Linked DNA regions of Homo sapiens: all the other regions are linked to region 2. The links are chromatin contacts, found by Hi-C or POLR2A ChIA-PET in ENCODE. All regions are on one chromosome and are shown on one strand. The core of a region is the stretch at or near the end of the contact, and the rest is flanking DNA. Distances in the headings are between cores, read along the strand shown. Region 1 holds the start of CYP2R1 (cytochrome P450 family 2 subfamily R member 1). Region 2 holds the start of BTBD10 (BTB domain containing 10). Region 3 holds the start of PSMA1 (proteasome 20S subunit alpha 1).

What was found. A loop is a pair of places that touch in the nucleus more often than their neighbours do. ChIA-PET counts read pairs that join two places held with the same protein, here RNA polymerase II (POLR2A). Pooled maps may share reads with other maps.
Region 1: a loop to region 2 is called in a map of B cell, with 12 times the contacts of the local background. The contact joins the promoter of CYP2R1 here to the promoter of BTBD10 in region 2. A Hi-C loop is called at or near these places in 5 of 168 maps with a recorded cell type or tissue (B cell, CD4-positive, alpha-beta T cell, CD4-positive, alpha-beta memory T cell and 2 more), 5 of 37 single-sample maps with no recorded cell type and 12 of 50 pooled maps. POLR2A ChIA-PET finds 5 or more read pairs at or near these places in 1 of 52 experiments (CD4-positive, alpha-beta T cell).
Region 3: a map of B cell shows a loop between it and region 2 (7-fold over the local background). The contact joins the promoter of PSMA1 here to the promoter of BTBD10 in region 2. A Hi-C loop is called at or near these places in 1 of 168 maps with a recorded cell type or tissue (B cell), 3 of 37 single-sample maps with no recorded cell type and 8 of 50 pooled maps.

The regions. Positions count from the first base shown.
Region 1 is chr11:14,890,239-14,894,614 of GRCh38, forward strand. CYP2R1 (cytochrome P450 family 2 subfamily R member 1) reads right to left here and starts at 1,993. Exons shown (of 5, transcript NM_024514.5): 1 at 1,743-1,993. The coding sequence starts at 1,967. It also overlaps a transcript of PDE3B not described here. RefSeq lists a silencer at 1,501-1,740.
Region 2 is chr11:13,461,648-13,466,377 of GRCh38, forward strand. BTBD10 (BTB domain containing 10) reads right to left here and starts at 1,575. Exons shown (of 9, transcript NM_032320.7): 1 at 1,445-1,575. RefSeq lists an enhancer at 1,755-1,944.
Region 3 is chr11:14,518,611-14,522,817 of GRCh38, forward strand. PSMA1 (proteasome 20S subunit alpha 1) reads right to left here and starts at 1,776. Exons shown (of 10, transcript NM_002786.4): 1 at 1,687-1,776; 2 at 387-431. The coding sequence starts at 1,689. RefSeq lists enhancers at 1,569-2,183, 1,718-1,907.

The DNA.
Region 1 (4,376 bases), core at 743-3,242, 1.4 Mb after region 2:
ATAGAGGTCAAGTTTTGTCTGGCAGAAGACCTGACCTCTAGTCTTATGCTTTCACATTTTATTTCTCTAGAATATTATGATGCTGTGTACCAAGATACCAAAGAGATGAAATATATTACATGAAAATCATGGGAATAAACTCAATTCTGGGAGAATTGCAGGTTGGAAAATAAGATCTAAGAATTATACATACCTTTATTATCTCGTCCAGCTTCCCTTTAACAACGTAAACTATTCGTGAACCATGAAAGGAACGTAAACCATTAGTGACTTTCTATTCTAGAAACCTAGACCAATTCTTTTTTTTTTTTTTTTTTTTTTTTTTTGAGACGGAGTCTGGCTCTGTTGCCCAGGCTGGAGTGCAGTGGCGCGATCTCGGCTCACTGAAAGCTCCGCCTCCCGGGTTCACGCCATTCTCCTGCCTCAGCCTCCCGAATAGCTGGGACTACAGGTGCCCGCCACCACGCCCGGCTAATTTTTTGTATTCTTTTAGTAGAGATGGGGTTTCACCGTGTTAGCCACGACGGTCTCGATCTCCTGATTTCGTGATCCGCCCGCCTCGGCCTCCTAAAGTGCTGGGATTATAGGCGTGAGCCACCGCGCCCGGGCACCTAGACCAATCCTTGTAAAAATTGGTTTAAGTAAGGATTTAAGGTCAAACCTGAAATACCACAGTTGCCAAACATCCCTGTACTTTTCCTTCAAAACACTGACCACAGCCTGTGGCCGATAATGAGATTAGTTTTCTCTCTCCCACTCATCTGCCAACTCCTTAAAAGGCTGTATCTGCCTTCTTCACCGCTAGCGTCAGGCCTGTAGTTGCATATAAATAAGTGTAATTCAAAACAAAACAGGTGAGCTCTGTCCCAGGACCCGTGGAAACTCCTGCCCCCTCCGGACGTCGGGACACCCACACACAAGCGGTGGTCGCCTTTTCCGCTGCCAGTCACAGGGCATTTCCGTGCTGCTTTCCCCTCCGCAGAATGAGGAGGAGCGAAGTACCGACCTCACCGGCTGGTTATGAGTTTTAAATGAGTCACCAAGTTGGCAGTGACAGTGGCACACAGAAGGCGCCTTTTAAGTATCTGCTAAGGTGCCGTTCCCAGCCAGTCAGAACGGCATTACCATCTGCGCTGTAGGACCCCCGCAGCGGATTTTAGTCATCAATTCATTCACGCGTTCACAATCGTTTCCCAGGGCCCGCTTCTCAGTCAGGGGCGTTCCCCTGCATTCTCCATTCTCACAGCAAACGCCTACACCAGTCGTTCGTCGACTGCAGACACCGAAGAACCTGCTATTAACCATCTAGAACTCAGAACGCCTTGATTTTCCGACAAGCCGCGTGCAGCTTCCACAGAGCTGCGAGGCCGACTCGCAAGACGCCCGCACCTGAGGGCATGCGTCCACCCTGGACCTGAAGTGGCGGCGCGGCTGGCGAGCCAAACGGCGCAGGCGCAGGAGCAAGAGCTCGAGCGGTAGCGGGAAAATCAGGACTGGATCGCCTCGGAGCCTCGGCCCGGAGTGGGTCACCGGCAGGGGCGGGGCTCCCCCTGCAAGGGGGCACGGCGTCGAGGACTTCTCCCTTCCAGACCCGGGAAGCGGGTGTCCCTCAAAGGGCAGCCGGCACACGGAGAGGTCCCGACTAGTCGGCCCAGGGGCGGCCATAAGTCCAACCAGGAAGGCCCTGGCCAGCCCGGGCCAGCCTGGCGGCCCTCCCTGCCCGGGGCCCGTCGGGGCTGTACCTCTCCGTACACCTGGCTCTGCTTTCTCATGTAGACATGGGGAAGCTCGGATGAGGCTGCCAGGGAATAGATGTTGCCGATAAATGGCAGCCCCGGCGGCCCCGGGGGGAAGCCCATCGGCCGCCTCTGCTTCAGCAGCTGGCGGACCCCTAGCGCGAAGAGCAGCAGGAAGAGCGCGCCGCCGAGCGCCGCCGCGCCCTCTTCAGCTCTCCAAAGCTTCCACATCGGCCCGAGCTGGAGGTGCGAACTCCACAGCAGCCCTGAGACCCAGGCACTCCCTCCAGCCCTGCCATACTCCCATTGGCAGGATACCCTCAGGTCCCGCCCTAGCTCCGTGGCCATTGGCTGACTGAGTGAGCGCTCAGGCCCCTTCGGGACAACTACCTTCTAGTTTTGCGCGGCTGAGAGTGGACTTTGCGGAGCGGGTGGCCGGTGCTACCCTTTGGAGGTGGCGCGGCTCTAGGCGGAGCAATGAGCCAGGAGTCCGTTTTCTAGAATGTTGACACAAGGGCATTGACGAGGTGTCAGGACGGCCTCACTCACTGGGCTAGGCGGATCCTGCCTCTCTGGGGCCAGACCTTTCTTAAAGTGTCTTTTTAAGTACCAGGTCTGCTTATTTCATTTCACACTAGGAAAACTGGAGAGATGATCAACACTGCAGTCTTTAGCTGAACCTGATACTTTTCAGAATTTCCAGTAGAAAATTGACCCATCAGTAGTAAAAGAAAGTAATTTTACTGTTTTGTCCTGTTTTACTATTTTTCTCCTGTTAATGTATTTTTGTGTGTGATCTTTTAATAATTGTGATGATTGAGCAGTTTATGTGATTAACTCAGTTTACCTATATTTGACCCCTCTCTGGTCTTTCCAAACTGATTACTTATTGGCAATCACGGGACTCTTGTCTGCACTTGTTCACGGAGAGTATTTACTATTCAAGATTTCTGCCTCCACTGCCTGGAATTAAGCAACTGATTTCATATTATTCTTGCTAATTGTTTTTATTCCTGTTTTCTATTGGGCAGTTCCTTGCAATACAGGACTTACTGGGTTTGGGACTCTTCTAACAGCTGCCCTCTAATTGTGATTTAGCAGTGGCATGAGTTTTATGGTCCTCATTAGCTTACGACTCATTCACACAACAAATATTTATTGAATGTCTACTATGTTCCCATGTCCTAAGCAATGGAGATACATAGGTGAATAAGAGCAACAAAGTCCTTTCTATAACTTACATTCTTATGAGAGGGAAGAGCAATGACATGGAAATACAATAATTTTCAATAATCAGAAGCAAACAAAAAGTGCGTTATAGAAAACGCCTGGTGGTTGGGGAGATACTTTAGCAGGCAAGGGCTGTCAAGGAAAGTCTTATTAGGAAGATGACATTGGAGCTGAGATCAACTGCTAAAGAAGTGTATTTGTTTCCTACTACTGTTGTAATAAATTACCACCAATCTGATGGCTTAAAACCACACAAATTTATTTTCTTACAATTCTTGAGGTGAGAAGTCCAAAATGAGTCTTCCAGGGCTGACAGAGAGGTGTTAGTGGGGCTTCATTCTTTCTAGAGACTGTAGGAGAGATTCTATTTCCTTGTCTTTTTCAGCTTCTAGAGGCTGCCCACATTCCTTGGCTTTCGTCCCCATTCCTTCCTCTTCAAGGCCATTAATGTCAGTTTGAATCCTTCCAACATCGCTGTCTCTCTGATTATCTCTCTTCTACTTCCTTCTTCCACTTATAAGGATCGTTGTGATTATATTGGGCCCACCTGGATAATCCCAACTCAAAGATCAGCTGATTAGCCCTTTAATTCCATCTGCAACCTTAATTCTTCTTGCCATGAAACCTAACATATTCACAGTTCTAGGGATTAGTATGTGGACCTATTGGGGGAGGGGAGCATTATTCTGCCTACTATAGAAGAGAAATTTGAGGCAGATATGGGGGAAAATATTCCAAACAGAGGAAATATCAAGGGCAAAGGCTTCATATACTAAGCAAACCTTGTCCTCTGAGAGTGTTTCCAATTTCTCTCCATCTCCCACGCAAGGACACTGCGGAAGTCAGCAAGTTAGTCAGGTCTTTGAGTTTTTCTGTTTAACTGGCTTGTGACTATCCCCAGGGGCTGAAGTTACCCCCACAGGTATGTGTCACAGTATCTGCAGCCACAGAATATCTACCTACTGCCTATTACAAATGCCTATTAAGAGATACCTTAAAATTCTTATTAATCAATAATCTAATAAAATGAAAAAATAATTGTGAGAGATCATTACTAAATTTGGTCTCTAGTTTCTTACCAAAGGCCAGTGGAGATGACACAGGATGGATATTGGGACTGTGGGTGGGAGGCAATGCTGCTGAGGCACCAGGAGCTGAGGAATATCACCTATGGGATGCCTGAGATCAACCCTGCCTTTGCAACACCAGGAGGCTTACAGTTTTTGGTCTGGCCACAGCTGTTATACAGTACAGGTACTTGGTTCAGGAGTGGGCCCCCTGCCATCATTTATTTTCAGAAAGGATTAATTTTCATTACAAAAATATCCTCCAATTCACTTAAATTAAGGAGCATTCCTTCTTTGGCATTCTTTCCCTGGCTACATAGCAGAGGAGAGCTGAGTTACCCCG
Region 2 (4,730 bases), core at 325-2,824:
TGGTGGAAGGGTAACATAATTACATAGGGTTAGAAGTCTATCTGAAAGCTTTTCTGGGAGTGAGAAAAAAGGTGAACGAACACAAAAACATTGTTGAAACACTAAAAGCTTTCCTGATTGAACACTGTTACTCTCTGGTGGTTCCTTACCACATTCCATGCTTCAGAAACTTCCTTCCTACTTTGTATGTATTAATATAATAGCTGTTAGGTCATACACGCTGAGAAATATTGGGAAAATTTATAAAACACATTTACATCATCAGAAATAATTCTTCTCACACTTTTTTTTTTTTTTTTTTTACCAGTCTTGGTCCACTTTCAAATCCCTTCCCAAGTATTTTCTACTGCTTTCCGCTTTATATTCAAATGACAACTGCAGTCCTGGGTTTCAGGACTGAACTTCAATCCTGGACAGGCTCTCTAATACAGAAACTCTTTTGGCCGTTATGGCTGCATTCTTTATTATATCTCTTATTCCGATTTCCACAGTCTCTTTCATTGAAAATTTATCCCTAACCCCCTCTCTAAAAGATTTTGATCAAATTTGTGTAGTTGGGGGGTTGGGAGGATAGGGGCGGGAAGGAACTCAGTTGTCCAAATACAATTAATATCCTGTGCTGTTTCATTTAGATTGCTAATTTAAATAAAAAGCATGAAAACTCTGCAAGATAATAAATCTTCGTAAAATAATCTTGTTTACTAAGTGCACAAAGCCACAAGCAAGTGAAGCTCTATCTTTCAGCATGTCTGGACTAGTGACTTTTCATCATGGACTCAGAATACTGAGAAAGGAGAAGCAGGAAATCTGTGAGGCCCAGGGACAGTCACACTGGCCCACACTAACAAATTACTAACCGATGTCTCACCTTCCCCCGCCCCATTCCCAAAGATAAGGGTGTCAGGGCACCTGCATCTGAAGAAGAAAGACATCAGAACCTTTTCCGTGCAAGTTTTAAGAAAACAAAGCTTTACCACACGTAAAATGGTTACAACATAAAACCACGCAGCACGTTAGTGGGGTCTCACTCCTCTTCACCCAGAGGGAGGCTGCCCACCACCTTATCCCCTATTGTGATGCGCCTTCCTCAGGATGTCGCTGCGTTCGTCTGAGATGACAGGAAAGGGGCGGGGCACGGGGTTCCTCTGCCCTGGAAAGGGATGAGGGTATCGCCTTCATCCCCGGAGAAAGGCCCCCGGACTCCCAACCCAAAAGCAGCAGCCGCAAAACTCAAGTCTTATCCCGGCCTCTCCTAATTGGGTGCTCGTGGCCGGAGCCCAAAACGCCACCCACGGTACCCGAGCAGGGTCCGGCCGCCCAGACCACCGCCGCAGCAGCCTGGCTCTCACGCCCAGATTCGCCCTCCGCCCCTTTCCTCTTTCGCCCCGGCCAAGCCCAGCCTCCCGCGCCGCCCCCGCCGAGTTCCCCAGCTGAGTCCACTCACTCTCGAACCTGTAGTCCCCCTTCAGTGCCCACACAAGATTGGGGCAAAGGCCGGGGCCAGTGACACCTCCACTTCCTCCTCAGCCAGATCCCTCCGGAGGTGGCTGTGGAGGAAGCCACTGAGGCGGCTGCGCGTAGCGGAGCCGCCCCGGCAGGTTGCAGGCCGGCTCCTCAGCCTCTTACCGCGAGAGCTCACAATGCGAAGAGGCGAGGCCAGCAGCGTTCTCGCGAGAACGGTGCTCTCCGCCCAGGGGTGGGCGGGGCACCGAAGGAGAAGGCAGTTGAGGGCGCGGCGGCCACGGGTGGGATCTCAGGCGCGTGGAGAGGAAGGCGCCGCGCGACCTCTCCTCACAGACATCAGCTCGGGTCAACCGCGGGCCTCGAGCCCGAGTGGCTGAGGGCTGTTACCTTCAAACCTTTGAATCCCACGTTTTCCCCTTGACTTCCTGTCACCGTTAGAGAAAAGTGGACAGCGTCTCGGTCACAGAGTTGGAGAAATAGTGCAGGGACTCTTCAGGGAGAGCGTTTTCCTCATCAAAGCAAACTGCAAAATCGCTTCTGCCGGCGTGGACCTGATGAGAGTCGGTCGTCGTGAGGGACACCCTCTGTTCCCTAACGTCCCCCGCTGCTTATTTTTAAACGCTCGGTTGGCGGGAACCCCTGTGCCAGCTGAAACTCCTTCAGTTTGGCCGCCTAGGAAACACCGAGAGTCACCTACATGGGCTGGCTGGGCAATAAAAACGGGAAAAAATGTAAAAGACACAGTCTCCGCCTTCGAAGCTTACACCCCCGGGGCAAGACCTACAGGAAAATAGATAATCCCATTATTCTCTGATAAAAGCCGAGCTGCTTGCCATGAGCTCTGGGAGCAGACGGGGAGGCCTTGTTGAGAAAGCCTTCACCTGGGAGTGACAATTGCGCTGAATCTTAAGCATAAGTAAGTTCTCCAGTTTAGGGAAGAGAGGGAAGGGCATTGCAAGGAGAGGAAGCAAAGAGGAAGAGGACCTGGTTTGAGTAATTGGGTATGAAAACAGATATTGCAGCAAGAACTTTGTTGAAAAACCTTTAACCACTGTTTAGTTCGGATGAGAACATTCCCAGGCTCCTACGTGTGATACGCAAAGTATTTTCCAAATCAGTGTTTATGCTAAGAAGATGAGCAGTTGAGCTGGACAATTATAAGATAACTTCATCTTTCTCCTGTAAGGACACTTAAATATCAGAAACCTAAGAGAAACGGGTTATTGTCGTAATTCACTAAGTTATTATAGCCAACATTTTGCTAAATTGGAAATTGCCAATAATTTCAAGTTGTCTACATAAGAGCAATCTAATAGGAATTTTGTGATACAGTTTCTCAGAGAAACTCTGAGAAAATTCTCAGGCAAAAAACAAAAACGTCATCAGTCCTGATTTATTATCAAAATTTTCTCCTATAAGCTCTGCTCAGAAGAAGTCATTCTGTAGTCCAAGTTAGGGCTAATGAGGAGCCATACTCTTACATCAAAATAGAAGCTGTCCTTTTCTAAAGAAAGACTCTGGTATTTTGCTGTAGTTTCCACTCACCTTCCTTTGGACACATTATTTTCATATTACATATAAAAATATGTATACTATATGAAAAATACTATGTATACTATAGTTTTATTTGGCTTACCATACTCTCCCTACGAATAAGCCCAACACTTAGGAGGAAAACAAAAAAGTTATTCTAACCCTGCTGATACGGTTTGGATCTATGTCCCCACCTGACCTCTCATGTGGAATTGTAATCCCCAGTGTTGGAGGTCGTTGGATCATGGGGGCAGATTTCCCTGTTTTTGCCATTCTGGTGATAGTGAGTTCTGGTGAAATCTGTTCTTTAAAAGTGTGTGGCGCCCCCCCACCCCCGCCCCACTCCTCCCACCATATAAGACGTGCCTGCTGTACCTTGGCTTTCTGCCATGATTGTAAGCTTCCTGAGGCCTCCCCAGAAGCCCAGCAGAAGCCGTCGGACTTCCTGTACAGCCTGCGGAGCCGTGAGCCAGTTAAACCTCTTTGTTTTATAGCAGTGCAAGAATGGACTAATGCACCTGCCATAGGCCAATTGGGTGTTCTGTTAAGCATAATTTCACATCAAGTTCTTGGAATTTTCCAGGAAGCATTAGAAGAATCATATGAATGAAAGACTTCAGGCAAAATATGGAAACTTTGTTCCATGCTGGAATCTGTTCAAACCATCATATCCTACTTGGATGGGTCCTGGAGCTCATTTCATTCTGCTGTTCTTCAAAAACAAAAGAGAATGGGAGTTGGGAGAAAATAGAAAATCGAATAAAGTTTCTACTGTTCTTTGCTTTAAAAGAAAATTAATCGGCCGGGTTCGGAGGCTCGCGCCTGTAATCCCAGCATTTTGAAAGGTCGAGGCGGGCAGATCACGGGGTCAGGAGATCCAGACCATCCTGGCTAACATGGTGAAACCCCGTCTCTACTAAAAATACAGAAAATTACCCGGGGGTGGTGGCAGGCGCTTGTGGTCCCAGCTACTTGGGAGGCTGAGGCAGGAGAATGGTGTGAATCCGGGAAGCGGAGCTTGCAGTGAGCAGAGCTTGTGCCACTGCACTCCAGCCTGGGCGACAGAGCGAGACTCCGTTTCAAAAAAAAAAAAAGAGATAATTAACCTTTCAAATATTAAGGTAGTAGCACAGTAGCACTGGTAACAGTTATACATTTGGTAGGTAATGCCATAGATTTAGATAATCACAAATCTGCTCTACACGATAATTTGTAAATGCTAGCTGACTGCATAGGCTAAGGTTCAGAACTTTAATGAAAGTCTTTCTTCCACACACCAAAGAGGTCCATACAGAAAGAGAAGTTTCATATAGTAGCAGTGAACAAACAAGGTCGTTTGGTAGTTTGTGTTATAGCATGCTAAGGCAATATTGTTTCAAAGCAGATAAGACCACAGACCCAGAATCCTATTTAATTTTTAAAACCTGGAATTTCTTTGTACTACTAAGTTTGAGCACTGCCATCTAATGGCAGGAACAGGAAAATCACATACACGCAAAAATAACTCGATCCCTATTCAGCAAATACATTTATTAATCAAGCCCCTGTGTAAGAATACCAGAAGAGCTGGGCACTGTGGCACGTGCCTATAATCTCAGCACTTTGGGAGGCGGGAGGATCACTTGACAGGAGTTCGAGACTAGCCTGGGCAACATAGCAAGACTTCTCTACAAAACTGAAAAAAATAAAAATACTAAGAGATACAGATAGTATTATACATATTCTGACAAAAT
Region 3 (4,207 bases), core at 526-3,025, 1.1 Mb after region 2:
GTCTTCATGTTGTACATTAGATCTTTCCACTTGCTCAACCTACATATTTGCTACTTTGTATCTCCTCTTTTTTCCTCCCCACTGCCACCCCCTACCCTGGTAACCACTGTTTTACTCTCTCTATATATATATTTGCCCTTTTAAACAAAAGATTCCACATATAAGTGAGAGCATGAAACATTTTTCTTTCTGTTTCTGGCTTATTTCACTTAACATAATGTCCTCTAGGTCCATCAGGAAACCTATTTTAATTATAAATGCAACTTCCAAGAACGTCTAAAATAATTATATTCCATTTTCCCCAAGCCTACGCTCTCACAAGTTTCTAAATATATTGCAGCCACAAAAAGCCACTTCACAGAAAAGGTTTAAAAACATTATTTTACCTGGGGGCTCCAAACAGTGACATCATTGTCATACTGATTTCGAAACTAAAAGTAAAAGAAAAAAATACCTGTTAATAGAAGAACATTTCAAATCCCAACTCTTAACATTCATTAAGAAATATGCTTGTATTTCCATTCAATGTTAAGGCACTCTGTTCATGCAGTCTTACTGGAAGATTACTACTGTACTCAGATGTAAGCCAATTCTACATTTACCATAAACTCGTGGGAGAGGGAGAAGCAGATCTAAATGGGTCCTATTTTTCCAAACTCTTATTCTAACACCCTCCATATCAACCCCTTTAGGCTCAATTACTAAAGTTCACAATCAACTTTCTTGCCTATTTTTGCTTATGCTGCTCCCTTTTATTGGGCCCTAATAAATGGTTAAAAGTCTTCCTTTTCTTTAAGGTAGCTTAAATGTCGATTTCTTGAAGTCTTCTCCTTTTCTTCCCAAATCCCCCTAACATATACTCCCACAGCTCTTTATCTAAACGTCCCTTTCTGTTTTTATGATTAGGGACATGTATGACTTATTTTTTAATGTTCACTGTAGTTATGCCTGTACAAGTGCTGTCTGTATATTCACATTGAATGAACAAAAATGTCCTCACAAAGTTAGAGGTGGACACAAATAGCTGCAGCGATAGAACCATTACGGCTATTACGACTATTATAATAATAGTCATGGGAGTGAGATTGAGTGCTAGAATGGCAGACAGAACTGGAAACCCAGAACCCTATATTGTAACCCTGATTCCATCACTTCCCCTCTCAGCCTCGGCTTACTCATCCGCAACTAGGTGACTGGACAAAATGATTGAAAAGGGCCTCTTCTAATCGAAGTCTAGGCGAGAGATAAATAGACGGACCCACCAGGAAAACGGACGCTGTCCAGGAACACAAACCTGGGGGTCAAGTCCGCACTGGTGGTACAGGTAGGCCTCCAAGTCAAGTCTCTGTCTTCTCCTCTCCCATACACAGCACTAGGAGCTATTCTGGACCGCTCAGAATCTACTCCACTGAAGGAACCTGAGGGGCGAACTCATCTAGCTGACCGAGGAGGAAGTGTCGGAGGCTCCCCGGGAAGCGAAAGCGGTGGAAAGGCCGCACTGGCTACCGATAACCCCTAGCCCGGCCAGGCCGGAGATGCTGAATCACTGCCGGAGCCCGGCCGTCTGCCGAGGCTCTCATACCTCGTGGCACCGGGCGACGCTAAGGATGACAGGAGAGGTGGCTCGTCATCCCCCAGTCACCAGAGCTCTGCCCTAAACCTTCCAGAGATCGGGATTCAACGTACCATGGTGGCGGCGCGGGCCTGGTTGCGGCCTCCAGCAAAACTGAGAATCAAGGAGGTGCTGCCGAAAGTATCGCTCAGCGATCTACAGAGAAGTCTGCGGGAGTTTGACGGCGGCGGCGCAGGGTAGCGCAGTCTATTCCAGAGATATCGATAGGCTTGCAACACTTCCCCCTCCTTAAAACTTTCCGACCGCTCGGCGGCGGGCGGAGCCTCGGAAGATCTAGGAACTGAGACTGGCGGGAAAACCTGGCTGGGAGTGCCGGCGGCTGAGAGCTGCGGGGCAGCCCCTGTCACGTAGCCCTTCTAGGTTCCTGTGTATGGCGGATTCCCTCCAGTTTCTCCCGCTGGCGGGCTGCATCTAAAGTCGTCCGAGTCAACAGCCGTGACTCTGGGTGATACTAGCTCTCATTAACCGTCCACAGATTTGGGGTGTTATGTGACTGAAAGGAACGAGGCTGCAGGAAAGCCACAAGATAACGATCCGTTTCTGTGTGTCAGCTGTATTCTTCCTCGAGTATCTTGTTTGTGTACATGCTTTTATTTGCATTAAGGTTGGTGCAAAAGTAACTGCGGTTTTTGCCATTTGGCAAAATACTTTGGAATGCTCTTCCTTATTCCCTGGAGATGTTATCTTTCAAGGGTCTGTTGTCGTTAACCCCTCATTGTTATTATGATTGATTTCTTCCACCAGACTTTGAACTCCATGAGGGCGCTAATGTCTTTCTATGCCCCCAAAACCAAGCATGGTACCTGACAGATTAGGCCACTGAGAAAAAATGGACACTTTCTTTCGATTTATCTATTTCGTCTTTTGAGAGCATCTTTCCATAACGAAATAGTCTGACATCCACCGGCTATTTATATTCTTTGTAAAAAAGAGACTGGGTGTGGTGGCTCACGCCTGTAATCCCAGCGCTATTGGAGGCCGAGGGCGGAGGATCGCTTGAACCCAGGAGTTTGAGATCACTATATTATTTTAATACAGTGGGACCTCGTCGCTACAATAATAATAAGAATAAGAATAAGAATAAGAATAATAAAAAAAAAAGGCTGGGCATGTTGGCATGGGCCTGTGGTCCCAGCCACTCGGGAAGCTGATGTGGGAGGATCTCTTGAGCCAGGGAGATCGAGGTTGCAGTGAGCCATGGTCGCGCCGTTGCACTCCAGCCCGCCTGGGCAATAGAGATTCTGTTTCAAAAAAAAAAAAAGCCGGGCGCGGTGGCTCACGCTTGTAATCCCAACACTTTGGAAGGCAGAGGCGGGTGGATCACGAGGTCAGGAGATCGGACCATCCTGGCCAACATGGTAAAACCCCGTCTCTACTAAAAATACAAAAATTAGCCGGGCGTGGTGGCGTGCCTCAGGAGGCTGAGGCAGGAGAATCGCTTGAACCCGGGAGGCGGAGGTTGCAGTGAGCTGAGATCGTGCCACTGCACTCCAGCCTGGGCGACAGAGTGCGACTCCATCTCAAAAAAAAAAAAACAAAAAACAAAGTACTAAATTGTTCTCCAGAAATGTTTTACCAACATATACTCTCAACAGTAGTATATGAGGTTACCTTCTCTAATTCATCAACACTGGTTATTGTCGTATTTCTGAAAAACACTGTTGATTTGGTGGACTAAATTAACAGATTAAATTAATAGATTGTTCTCTTTCGTTTCTCCAGGACCTAGCACAATGCGTAGCACATATTAAGTGTTTATAAATAGTGCTAACTGATTAAATAAATGCTCATTTAAAAATTGTCATATACTACATAAACATTTTGAAAATTCTTTCCATATATATCTCTCTAGTCACATGCCTCACACAGATGTGTAATAAATATACAATTTTTAAAAATAAGATGATACTGTTTTTATTAATACACTTAAAAAGTTATAGCTATCATATGTCCATAAGTAATGGTCTATATTATTTTCAATAGTCGCATAGTATTTTATTGTATGGAAATATAATAATTTGCTTAATTATTAGTGTGCAATTCAATTGTTTCCAAGTTATTGGTATCATAAAAATACTATAATGAATATTCTTGTACATACACACCTATTGTGTGCATAATTACCTTACCTGATGAAGAATTCATAGAAGTAGAATTGTGGGGTCAAAGGGAACTTACATTTACAGTTATGATAAATATGGCTGAGTTGCAAAAAAAGTTATATCCATTTAATATTCTACGCTGCCTGAGAGTCAGTTTTCTCTGTATTCTTACCAACACTGGATATTATAAGTACTTTTTACTTTTATCAATTTGATAGGCCAAAAAAGAAAACCTGTTTCTTTAATTTTTAATTTTATTTATAGTTTTTTATTACTAGTAAAAAAATCTTTTGTTGTATTTCTTGGCTGTTTATGTTACTTTAGTGGATTGCCACTTCATTCCTTTCCTCATATTATTGTGTTAATCATTTTCTTACTGACTTGTAGGAGCTTCCTGTAATTAGGGATGGTAACCTCTTATTACTGTGTCACTTTTATAGAAAGGGCCTTTTGGATACAAATAAAAGAAACC